Linked DNA regions of Homo sapiens: region 2 is linked to region 1. A link is an interaction called in ENCODE POLR2A ChIA-PET data of the cell type or tissue named here. Cell type or tissue: endothelial cell of umbilical vein. All regions are shown on one strand. Each heading gives the region's core, and the rest is flanking DNA. Links, peaks and the distances in the headings are about the cores only.

What was found. ChIA-PET counts read pairs that join two places held together with the same protein. Peaks named below come from ENCODE experiments on the same cell type or tissue, not always from the same donor. Only the 100,000 strongest peaks of a DNase experiment are listed, where the experiment ranks them.
Region 2: POLR2A ChIA-PET joins it to region 1 with 7 read pairs; 2 of 35 experiments call an interaction of 5 or more read pairs at or near these places.

Annotation. Positions count from the first base shown.
Region 1 is chr16:27,701,625-27,707,000 of GRCh38, forward strand. It overlaps KATNIP (katanin interacting protein), which reads left to right. Exons shown (of 28, transcript NM_015202.5): 11 at 1-71; 12 at 2,272-2,374. Among named protein-coding and RNA genes, the nearest start is that of KATNIP, 150 kb to the left of the region's middle. RefSeq lists enhancers at 634-1,135, 1,136-1,635. In endothelial cell of umbilical vein, for the core only: no CTCF peak of the experiment used is centred there; DNase peaks (open chromatin) are centred at 2,187 and 2,817; H3K27ac peaks cover 1,860 bases.
Region 2 is chr16:27,578,429-27,583,804 of GRCh38, forward strand. All of the region lies in intron 2 of KATNIP (katanin interacting protein), which reads left to right. Among named protein-coding and RNA genes, the nearest start is that of KATNIP, 31 kb to the left of the region's middle. In endothelial cell of umbilical vein, for the core only: no CTCF peak of the experiment used is centred there; no DNase peak of the experiment used is centred there; H3K27ac peaks cover 318 bases.

The sequences.
Region 1 (5,376 bases), core at 322-5,321:
CCGGCCGGGGCAGCAGGAGGAGCCAGGGCCATCAACCAGGCCATGGACAGAATTGGGCTTCTGGGAAGCAGGTACTACTAAGGCTGAGGCCAAACCCGAAACCCCTTAGCAGTGCAGCCATGGGGATCTTCTTCATGAGGGTTCTTTGCTTTTCCTACGTTTTTTTCAGACCCCTTATTTCTTTCTTTAAGATGGAATCTTGCTCTGTTGCCCAGGCTGGAGTGCAGTGGCACAAACAGCTCACTGCAGCCTCAAACTCCTGGGTTAAAATGATCCTCCAGCCTCAGCCTCCTGAGTATCTGGGATCACAGGTGTGTGCCACCGCACCCAGCTAATTTGTGTACTTTTTTGTAGAGGGGGTCTCACAACGTTGCCCAGGTTGGTCTCCAGCTCCTGGGCTCAAGCAGTCCACCCACCTCGGCCTCTCAAACAGGCGTAAGCCACTACACCTGACCCCAAACTCTGTTAAACTATTCCTTTAGACTATACTCTGTCTCCCCCACCAGCCCTAAAGCTCTCAAATTGACTTGATTTCTTTTAGGCATATGGCTCTTATCTTGGTCAGTTTGGCCCCAACCTGTGTAGAACTTGAACCTTCTCCAGGTTTCCAGTAGAATACCCCATGCAGCACAGGGTGTTAAACTTGTTCCCCAGCTGGTCTAGGGGGCGAGGTTGGCCCACAGCAGCGTCCTTCGAAGCTCCTTTTCTCTATTAAAAGTTTGTTCAAACTCAGCATTCTGTTCCATTAACGTGTAGCAGCAGTTATTGGAACTGTCAGGTTTTATTATCAAAATAAAGCCTTCCCTCTAGTCTTCAGACAAAATAGATCTTCAGAAAGATGCGTCAGGCTGAGAGCCTGTAGTTTCTAGCATGCCATGGCACACAGACACACTCTGAGGGCCACTGCACAGCTGTGCATGTTGTGCACTGTGCAAAGTGCCTGGCTGAGAGGCGAGAAGGGGCTGAAATCCAGCCTGTGTGCTGGTTACTAAGCTGAGGGTCTGGCCTGGGGCTGCATCAGCCCAGAAAGGGGGTGGTCGTTTTTCTGCATGAAGAAGGAATTCACTAGCCAAGCTGTGTGCCCTCCAGGTCTGTGTCTACCTAGAGGGAGCCCTTTGTTATAACTTAAAGGAAAACTGAATAGGCTAAAGGCAGCGCCATCCATTCCTTTAAGACTCTCCAGGCCCCAGGTGGAAATCAGGGCTGTGTACCATTGTGGCCATAATAAGAACTCGCAGATTCCCCTGCATGTGAAAAGGCCGCCCGGTGCAGTGGCTCATGCCTGTAATCCCAGCACTTACGGAGGCCCAGGTGGGCAAATCACCTGAGGTCAGGAGGTCGACACCAGCCTGGCCAACATGGCGAAAACCCATCTCTACTAAAAATACAAAAATTAGCTGGGCATGGTGGCGAGCCCCTGTAATCCCTGCTACTCAGGAAGCTGAGGAAGGAGAATTGCTTGAACCCCAGAGGCAGAGGTTGTAGTGAGCCGAGACTGTGCCATTGCACTCCAGCCTGGGCAACAAGAGCAAAACTCCATCTCAAAAAAAAAAAAAGAAAGAAAGAAAAGGCTGGGCCATGAGGATATTTTACATCTGATGCAGTTTTATTACAAGCAGCATGCACTCCGCCAAATGCTTGGTTCCTCGGCATCGAGATCCTTTGTGCTTCAGGGCCTTGGGGGTACCCAGCCTTAAACTGCACACGTGGGCATGTTTGCAAATGATGAAGGCACGCTCTGCTGGGTTTAGAATGCCATGTCCTCAGAAACAAGAGGAGCAGAGCAGATCTCCAGCCCAGGAGTCAGCAAATTGTTGCTATAAAGGGCCAGATAGTAAATATGCTTTGCGGTTGGTTTTGTTGTTGTTATTGTTGTTGTTATAGTTTGTTTCTTTGTACAACCTTTTAAAAACATAAACCATTCTTAGCTCACAGGCTATACAAAAACAGGTCACGGGCTGGATTTGACCCGTAGGCCTTAGTTCAGCTGACCTCTGCTCTTGACTCTCAAGTTCTAAGCTTAGGGAGGTCAGCTGGCCACCTTGCCCCAAGCAGTGTTTCCCCAGCTGGGCTCTGATTCCATCACTAATTGTGTAGCCATTTATAAAGGGAGAAAAACAGCAAGCCTGCCCTTGCCTTTGAACTGGATACAGAGTGCATACTTCCCCTTCAAATCATTTCCTATCCCCGAGTGCAGCACTTTTGATTGGAATGTTCTCTTTTGTGTATCATTTACTACTTCCTGTTTGCTAAAACCAAATCCCATTTCAGACAACAGCAGAAGCTTCTGAAAGTCCTCCAGGCCGTCGAAAGTGACTCTGCCCATCTCGGCAGGGTGGTTTCACCAACCAAGGAGCAAGTATCAGACACAGAGGTGAGAGCCTTGACTTGATTTTCAGTTGTACATTCAGGAAGTTCCCTCAGAACAGGCATTTCGCATCAGTGAGGATTGCTCTGACAGTGGTTAAATGAGCATCTCTCTGCCTGTGTTTCCACCGCCCCCCCCCTCCCTGGCACACAGAGGTATATATGATGAAGAGCAGGGGTAGAGAAAGGAAGATGTAGGCCAGAAGTTTCAGCAGAGAGAAGCCTGTCTGCACAAGAGGAAATATAAATAGCGTGGAAGCCCATAGGAAAATGTCCAACATCGCTGGCAATCAAGAAATGCAAATTACAGCAACCTAAATGTCCCATTTGAGCTCTGAATTGACAAATTATTTCTGATGATAACCTCTAGTGCTAGCAAGGTTACAATAAAGCTGCGGCAGTCCCACATACGTGGCAGGCAGCTGTATAAACAGGTGAAATCCTCTTGGAAAACAGAATGCTTGACCTTAGGAAGAGCCTGAGAAACACTTATGTCTTTCCGCCCCACAATCCCACTTCCTTATCTAAGGAAATCACCCCACAGAACTAAAAAGCTAGAGGCAGGAAGATGTCTGTTATAGAATTATTGGAAGTAGGGAAGACATTTTTTTTTAAAACCTAAATGTCTCATAACAATGGAGTTAATCAGGAAAGTATAATACATCAGCACGATGCAGTAGTATAAAAGGATGGAAGCTATCATTACGAGACGATGCAGACAGGAAACGTTAGAGATATCAGCCTGACTGTAAAAGGTGATGTTAATCTTCAAGTCCAAAATGATTGTGACAACCACACAAAGATGTGGCCATATGAGTGTGTTGATGGAGCTAGGACACAAAATACAAAAGGGAACTGTGGCATCAGAGTGGTAGGATTAACGGTGATTCGATTTTCGTTCTTTTCTTTTTTTTCTTTTTTTTTTTTTTTTTTTTCTTAGACAGAGCCTTGTTCTGTCGCCCAGGCTGGAGTGCAGTGGCACCATCTTGGCTCATGGCAACCTCTGCCTCCCAGGTTCAAACTATTCTCCTGCCTCAGCCGACTGAGTAGCTGGGATTACAGGCACGCATCACCATGCCCAGCTAATTTTTGTATTTTTAGTAGAGATGGGTTTTTGCCATGTTGGCCAGGCTGGTCTCTAATTCCTGGCCTCAAGTGATCCACCCACCTCGGCCTCCCAAAGTGCTGGGATTATAGGCGTGAGCCACCACACCCAGCCTCCATTTTCTTTTGTGCTAAAAGGTGTGTGTCCCAGCACTCCCTTCTGCCCCTACCTTCACTCAAGCCATTCTTAGTATTATTTGGTATGGTGGTCACCAATCTTACTACTGGCCGGTGAGGACTTAATGCAAAGTCCTCCCAAAGCCACATATAAAATCCTATGAGAGCAGAAAGGCCCCTGAGCTGGCCTGGCCTGGACTAGAGTTCCAGCTTTGAATCTGGCACCATCATTGAGAGATTGTGTGACCTTAGACAAGCCTCTTAAGCTGTCTGGTCCTGGCTCTCAGATAGGGTCAATAATCCATGCCCCACAGGCCACTGTGAGGATGAAACAGGAAAGGTCTCTGAAAGCATGCAGCTCAGTGCAGGGAGAAACCAGCAAATATCTGCTGCAAGTTCACCGAGAAAAATCAAAGCTGTGCTCCCCACTGCATGGAATAGTTTCTTTATTTTTATTGTTTTAATTAATTAATTAATTTTAGAGACAGGGCCTTGCTCTTTCTTCTAAGCTGGAGTGCAGTGGGTGTGATCACAGCTCACTGCAGCCTTGAACTCCTTGCTCACTCGATCCTCCCACCTTGGCCTCCTGAGTAGCTGGGACTACAGGGGCCCCCCAGCACACCTGGCTGTTTTTTAAAAAAATTTTGTAGAGATGAATCCTTGCTGTGGTGCCCAGGCTGGTCTTGAACTTCTGGGCTCAAGCAATCCTCCCGCCTCAGCATCCCAAAATGCTGGGATTACAGCTGTGAGTCACCACACCTGACCAAGTCTCCTTATATTACGGGAGACAGAAAATCCAGGGCAAACTGACTTATACAACAAAGAGCAGAAAAATGACAGACTCTTCTCATTGAAAATGACACAGGGAGGGCCAGGTGGAGCCTGGTCCAGCAGCTCGCACTGTGTCTTTCCCCTCTGTCTGCACAGTGGAAAGCTCAGTCCCACCCCCTGGAGCTCAGTCCCATCTCTGCTCCCTCCTCATGGTCCCCAAATAGCTAGAATGGTTCTACCTTGCACCCCTGTATCATCAGACTCCACTGTCAGGAGAGAAGCCTGTTTCTCCCCATGTAAATCTGTGACTGGTGTGCTTGCACCGACCTGTGCTGGGGTGCTTGCCTGTCACTGAGCTGCTCCCTTCTGGCAGCCGAGGGGACAGGACACATTGCTTCCTTGGACCAGTCAGGCACCTCCCTGGAGTGGGAAAGGGTCAGTTCCCCTATGCTTTATGGCTGAGAAAAGAGACGCCGTGGCTTTCCCCCAAGGAAAATCAAGTGGTCTCAGCAAGAGCGGGGACAATGAATGACAGGGGCCAGGAACTTCCCAGCCAGTGTCCCCCTCCCACCGCCAAGTGGGATCCCAAATTGGGCAGTGCAGAAGCAGGAGGAGCCACTGAGTAGCAACAGACGAGTTGTGACACTTGCTTAGTTAACAGATCCTTCAGCTTTTTCATTTACGAACGCAGCTGAGGAATTTGCACATTTCAGATTGCACTGGGTGGGAGTTCTAGCAGCCCCTCTGAAAGGCAGCCTGCCTCCCATCTGGTCCTCCTGCCTCCCACCAACAAGCAAGGTGAACGGTGCCACTTCTTCAGCAATCCCCAGACTGACCACTCACCTGGCCCTGGATTGCTCCACACTATCACAAGCTCATTAACTCCCAGTCCCCTGGAGTCAACTAGGCCAGTTTAGCTTTATCACTGTCCTGCATGCCTGGGACTCAGACCCAGGGCAGCAGAGGCTTGGCCAGGACCCCACATGGCTGTGGAGCAGGAGGAAGCTGTGGGTTTCG
Region 2 (5,376 bases), core at 320-5,319, 120 kb before region 1:
TCCACCGCTGCCACAGATACCAGGAGGCAAAACCAAAGAAGAGAATGATAAACATTATAGATGAGCCCCAAATAAAGCTCCAGGGAGTGCCAGAGGAGGGAAAGACTTCCTGGGAGAGGTGGCCTGAACGGAGGCATTGGAAAGGTTACGGTCATTTCTTTTTTTTTGAGACATAGTCTTACTCTGTCACCCAGGTTGGAGTGCAGTGACACAATCTCAGTTCACTGCAACCTCCACCTCCCGGGTTTAAGTGATCCTTCTGCCTCAGCTTCCCAAGTAGGTGAGATTACGGGTGTGTCCCACCATGCCTGACTAATTTTTGTATTTGTAGTAGAGATGGGGTTTCATCATGTTAGCCAGTCTGGCCTCAAACTCCTGCCCTCAAGGGATCCGCCCACCTCGGCCTTCCAAAGTGCTGGGATTACAGGCGTGAGTCACTGTGCCTGGCCAGGTTACAGTCATTTCTGAAAAATGTAGCTTTGATGGTTGGCTTGAAGTCAGTAGGTAATTTCAGTTCAGCTGGTAAAAATATTCTTAGCCTCATTTCTAACAAGTATTCATGGTTCCTGCCTGTGGAGATTATATAGTGTTTATGGCCCTTGGACATGAATTATTAATGATTTTGAAATTGTGGTCATTGTAGTTTACTCAAAAATCATTAGGAAGTAAATTTATCATGCAGTGTTGGAAAAAAGGAGATCACAGAGGAGGAAGAAATATTTATTCATCTTCCAATTCATCCCTACAGCATCCACACTGGTGCCCAGGGCACTGTGGGGCTCATGAGCATGGCGCTGGGGACATGTCCCCTTACTGCTCAGAGCCACTGTGAGGCCACTGTTGACTCTGTGAATTAATACCTCCAGTTTGCTGTGAGGGCTGCAGTTCAGGTCCTGAGGCCAAGCAGCTCTGCCTCAAATCCCAGCTGTGTGACCTTGGACTTGAGCCCTCTCACCTTGTTTGATAATGTCCACTTTGGAGAGGGTTAATACAGTCATGTATTAACGTACCTAGCACAGTGCTGGGCACACCATAAGTGTTCCATAGATGTTAGTTGTTATATTACTTGAAGTGTCTAGGATTTAACAGAGAGATTCACAAGGAGAAGGCAGCACAATTAATTACACTTTCACAGAAGGGGCCTCCCTCACTCCAGCCAGACTTGAGGCTGATTCCAGCCTTCCTGCTTCCTGGCTGTGTGTCCCCAGGCACCTGGGCCCCCAGGCAGGCTAGCCCCAGGGCCCTCATTCTTAACCACTCTGAGAGCCTCCCATGATAACGGAAGGCCGTTTTTGCAGTTGATTGGAGATTCCAAAAAATGCTCTTGACAGCACACTCATCTGCTGAACTGACTTTGCAAGGATTGCAAAAGTCATTGAACTCACCCAACTAGAAAATGTTAAGCCTTCCCTTTGCATGCATGCACATGCACACACATACACACACACACACCTTCCTGCTAGTAACAGAGACTTCTGGTACAAGGCTAGAGGCTTCCTTCATTTTTCCCAAGCAGAAGAGGAGACAGGTCTGAGGGGAACACAGCAATGGAGGGAGTACAGGATCCAGGGTGCCTCCAGGGACGAGGTTATCTCGACAGCCCTCTCTGTCTCTTCAGTGTGCAACCACAGACACACCTCTGCTCTCCTCTGGGTCTTCTGGGTCTCTTTATCTTGTTGCTATCTTTTTTGTTTTTTTGTTTTAGACAGGGTCTCGCTGTGTTACCCAGATTGGAGTGCAGTGGCGCTGTATCAGCTTACTGCAACCTCTGCCTCCCAAGTTCAAGTGATCCTCCCACCTCAGCCTCTTGAGTAGTGGAGACCACAGGTGTGCACCACCAGACCCAGCTAATTGTTGTATTTTTTGTAGAAACAGGGTTTTGCCGTGTTGCCCAGGTTGATCTTGAACTCCTAGGCTCAAGCAGTCCTCCCCTCTTGGCCTCCCAAAGTTCTGGGATTATAGGCGTGAGCCACCTAGCCTGGTCCTTGTTGCTGTCTTGATCCTCCTATTAGCTCTTCCTCCTCTATAAGCCCAGGCCACAGGCCAGTGAGAGAGTCTGGCCTGGCTAATCAATACTCAAGAGTATTCAGGGAATACAATATTCCTGACACCAGTCTTCATTTGCCCTCCCAGGAGGCAACGACTATAATCAATTTCTTATGTGTCCTTCTAGAAATATTCTACAGGTATGCAGCTATGCAGAACATATGCTTTGTCTCCTTTACCCACCCATCCATTCCCCTCATGCAATACACATTGTTTTCTTCTTGATTTTTTTTTTTTTTTTTTCATTTAACAACATGTCTTGGAGAGCATTCCTCAGCAGGTCATAGGGACAGACCTCTCTCTTTTCATGGCTGCCTAGTACTCCATTGTGAATTTACAGGAATGTAATTCTTTACTCGAAACATTTAAGGCCAAATATATTTCATTTTTTTATATTTAAAAAGTTATACCATCCTATAAGGACCTGGAAAAGCACTCTATAATCAAATACATTAATATATGTACAGAACTCATTGAGGTGGCTGATGCTTGTTATCCCACCAGCTACTTGGGATGCTGAGGTGGGTGGCTCACTTGACCCCAGGAGTTTGAATCCAGGTTGGGCAATATAGTGAAGCCCCATCTCTAAAACATATATATATATAATGTATGTGTACAGCAAAATATGAATATTTATACTAAGTGGGTAAATAAAGGCTATAAATTTTATGTCATTTCAGGTCAGGTTTTGGTCCTAAATAATTGCATAAATGTATTACTAATTCTTGATTAATGAATATCTAGTCATTAATAGTCTTTTGCTACTATAAGAATACTTTAAAGAATATTCTGGAGCAGACATCCCTGTGCACATAGGAATAGCCAAAGGTTAAATGCTTAAAAGTAGAACTAATGGATCAAAGGGTGTGTGTTCTATTTAAATTGATGTTTCCAATTCATCTTTTAACAGTGCATGAAAGGGATAGAGCTATTTTTTTTCCCCCAGGTTATCTTGTAGCAAGCTGACCAGATTCAAGTGTGGCTGTCCTTGACCGAGGTGCCCACAATGGACCCATTCAGTGACCACTCCTATAGTTCCCTAGTTCACTTGTCTTGTGGGGGTGAGAGGAGGGACGTTTACTTGAGAAGGACTTGGGGGTATATCTAGCACCTTGATTTCTTTTGTTTTACCATAGGTTTGGGGGGAACCGGTGGTATTTGGTAAAATGAATAAGTTGTTTAGTGGTGATGTGTGAGATATTGATGCACCCATCACCCAAGCAGTATACACTACACCTAATTTGTAGTCTTTTATCCCTCACCCCCTTCCCACCCTTTCCCCCTGAGTCCCCAAAGTCCACTGTGTCATTCTTATAGCCTTTGCATCCTCATAGCTTAGCTCCCACTTGTAAGTGAAAACACACAATGTTTGGTTTTCTATTCCTGAGTTACTTCATTTAGAATAATAGTCTCCAGTTCTATCCATGTTGCTGCGAATGCCATTAATTCATTCCTTTTTATGGCTGAGTAGTATTCCATCATATATACATACCACAGTTTCTTTACCTACTCATTGATTGGTGGGCATTTTGGTTGGTTCCACATTGCAATTGTGAATTGCAGCACCTCGATTTCTGCAAGCCATCTCTTGCAGCCCTGAGCTCGTAAGATTTGTCTTGGCTGATTACAGGCTGATTACAGAAAAGACAGGTGACTTTTCTGTGAGTTTCAGACTCCACTAGCGCGCAAACTGCAGATACTTCCTTCCCTTTTCTCCATTCAGTTCTCCGTGTTCTTGCAATTTCAGTCTTGTTGCCCCGTCCATATTTACAGATCTCAATTGCTTTGTTTTAAAAAAAGTTTTTTTAAAGGAAGAAAACAAAAGAAAAGGCAAGTTGGTGGTGTTGCATTACAAAGAGCCTGGTATGACAGCTGACATTCCAACTCTGCACTTTTACGGGAATGAAACCTTTTAGTTCATATTTCTGGGCAGAGAAGAACAAAATCTATTTTAGATTCAACTGCCAAATGTATTCCCACTTGCGAAATTATTGTTGTCAGTCTTTCTGCTTCTTGAGGTCTTGGTCTCTCTGCAGCTTTGAGAACTTGAAGAGAGGGGCCCTGGTAACATTGACAACTTCTGATTTATGCAGGGCAAATAAGACACAGGGCAGGATTAGAAGCAGTGCAGCAGAGGAATTGAGCTTGCGAACCCTGGAACCAAACAGCGTGGATTCCTAGGCTAGTTCTATCACTCAGGCAAGTGACTTACCTTTTCGTGATTCGACTTCCCCCTCTATAAGATGGGGATGATATGAAACCTGCATTTCACAGGACTGTGGCAAGGATTCAGTGAATTCATACGTGTCAAGTGCTTAGGATGGAACCTGGCACATACTCAGAGCTCAATAAATGTCAACAATTATAATTTAGGACTGGCAGGGGAAAATATCCTATTTACAAAGCTAATCCCTTGAAAGTCACAGGTGGAGAAGTCTTGCTGAGAAAGAGAAGGACACAGATTGGGCCCCTTTGGTATGATGGAAGAATGGTGCATAATCCATCCCTGTTGGAATTCCTTTGTATCTGAGTCCCCAGCCTGTCCCAGGACCTCTGCAGTTAGGTTGGGCACTGCAGGAGATGTGTACACAAACACCCAAGTTTAACAACAACAGGGCCAAGACTCCAGTGCCGAAAAGCAAAGAGAATCAATTTCTGATAAAATGCCAGGAAGGAGATTGACATGTCTAAAACCTTCCTGGTATCAGCTTAGCTTCCAGCACAAGATTAAACTCTAGGAAAAATCCCATCAGAGAGCTGCAATTTGTGACCAGACAGAGATAATGTTGACAGCTTCCCTTTCCCGAGTCTGTTTTGGATAAACAATGTGCCCTTCAACAGAGCACCATCAAAGTGTTCTCTATCCTCAGATCTTAGGCATGAAATAGCCTTTAAGATAGCTCTCTTTACCTCCTCCCTCCACCCCCAGAAGTCACTGTATGGAATATGATTAGAAGAGAGAATGGTGCTAAGAGGAGGTTCCTGCAAGTTACTCAGGAAAGGTATGTCTGCAGGATAAAAACACCCCATGAAAACTGTCACTTACTCTGGGGACACTTTTGGAGGAGCAAGACACAGGTCATGAAAGTGCCAGGCCATGGGGGCTTCAGTCCTGGCTGCTGTCACTGACCATGGACACACTTGCTTTCCCCTCTCTGAGCCCGTATTTCCTCTGTGGTCCCCCAAGTCTGACAAGAGCCAATGCTTCTGTGACTTCAGCTTTAGTAGTGTCCACAGGCCATGTCTGTCAGCTTCTGTTTAAGTGATAGAAGCCTTCCTTAAACCAGCTTCTGCAAAATAAGAGAATTTGTTGCCTCACCTAGCTGAAAA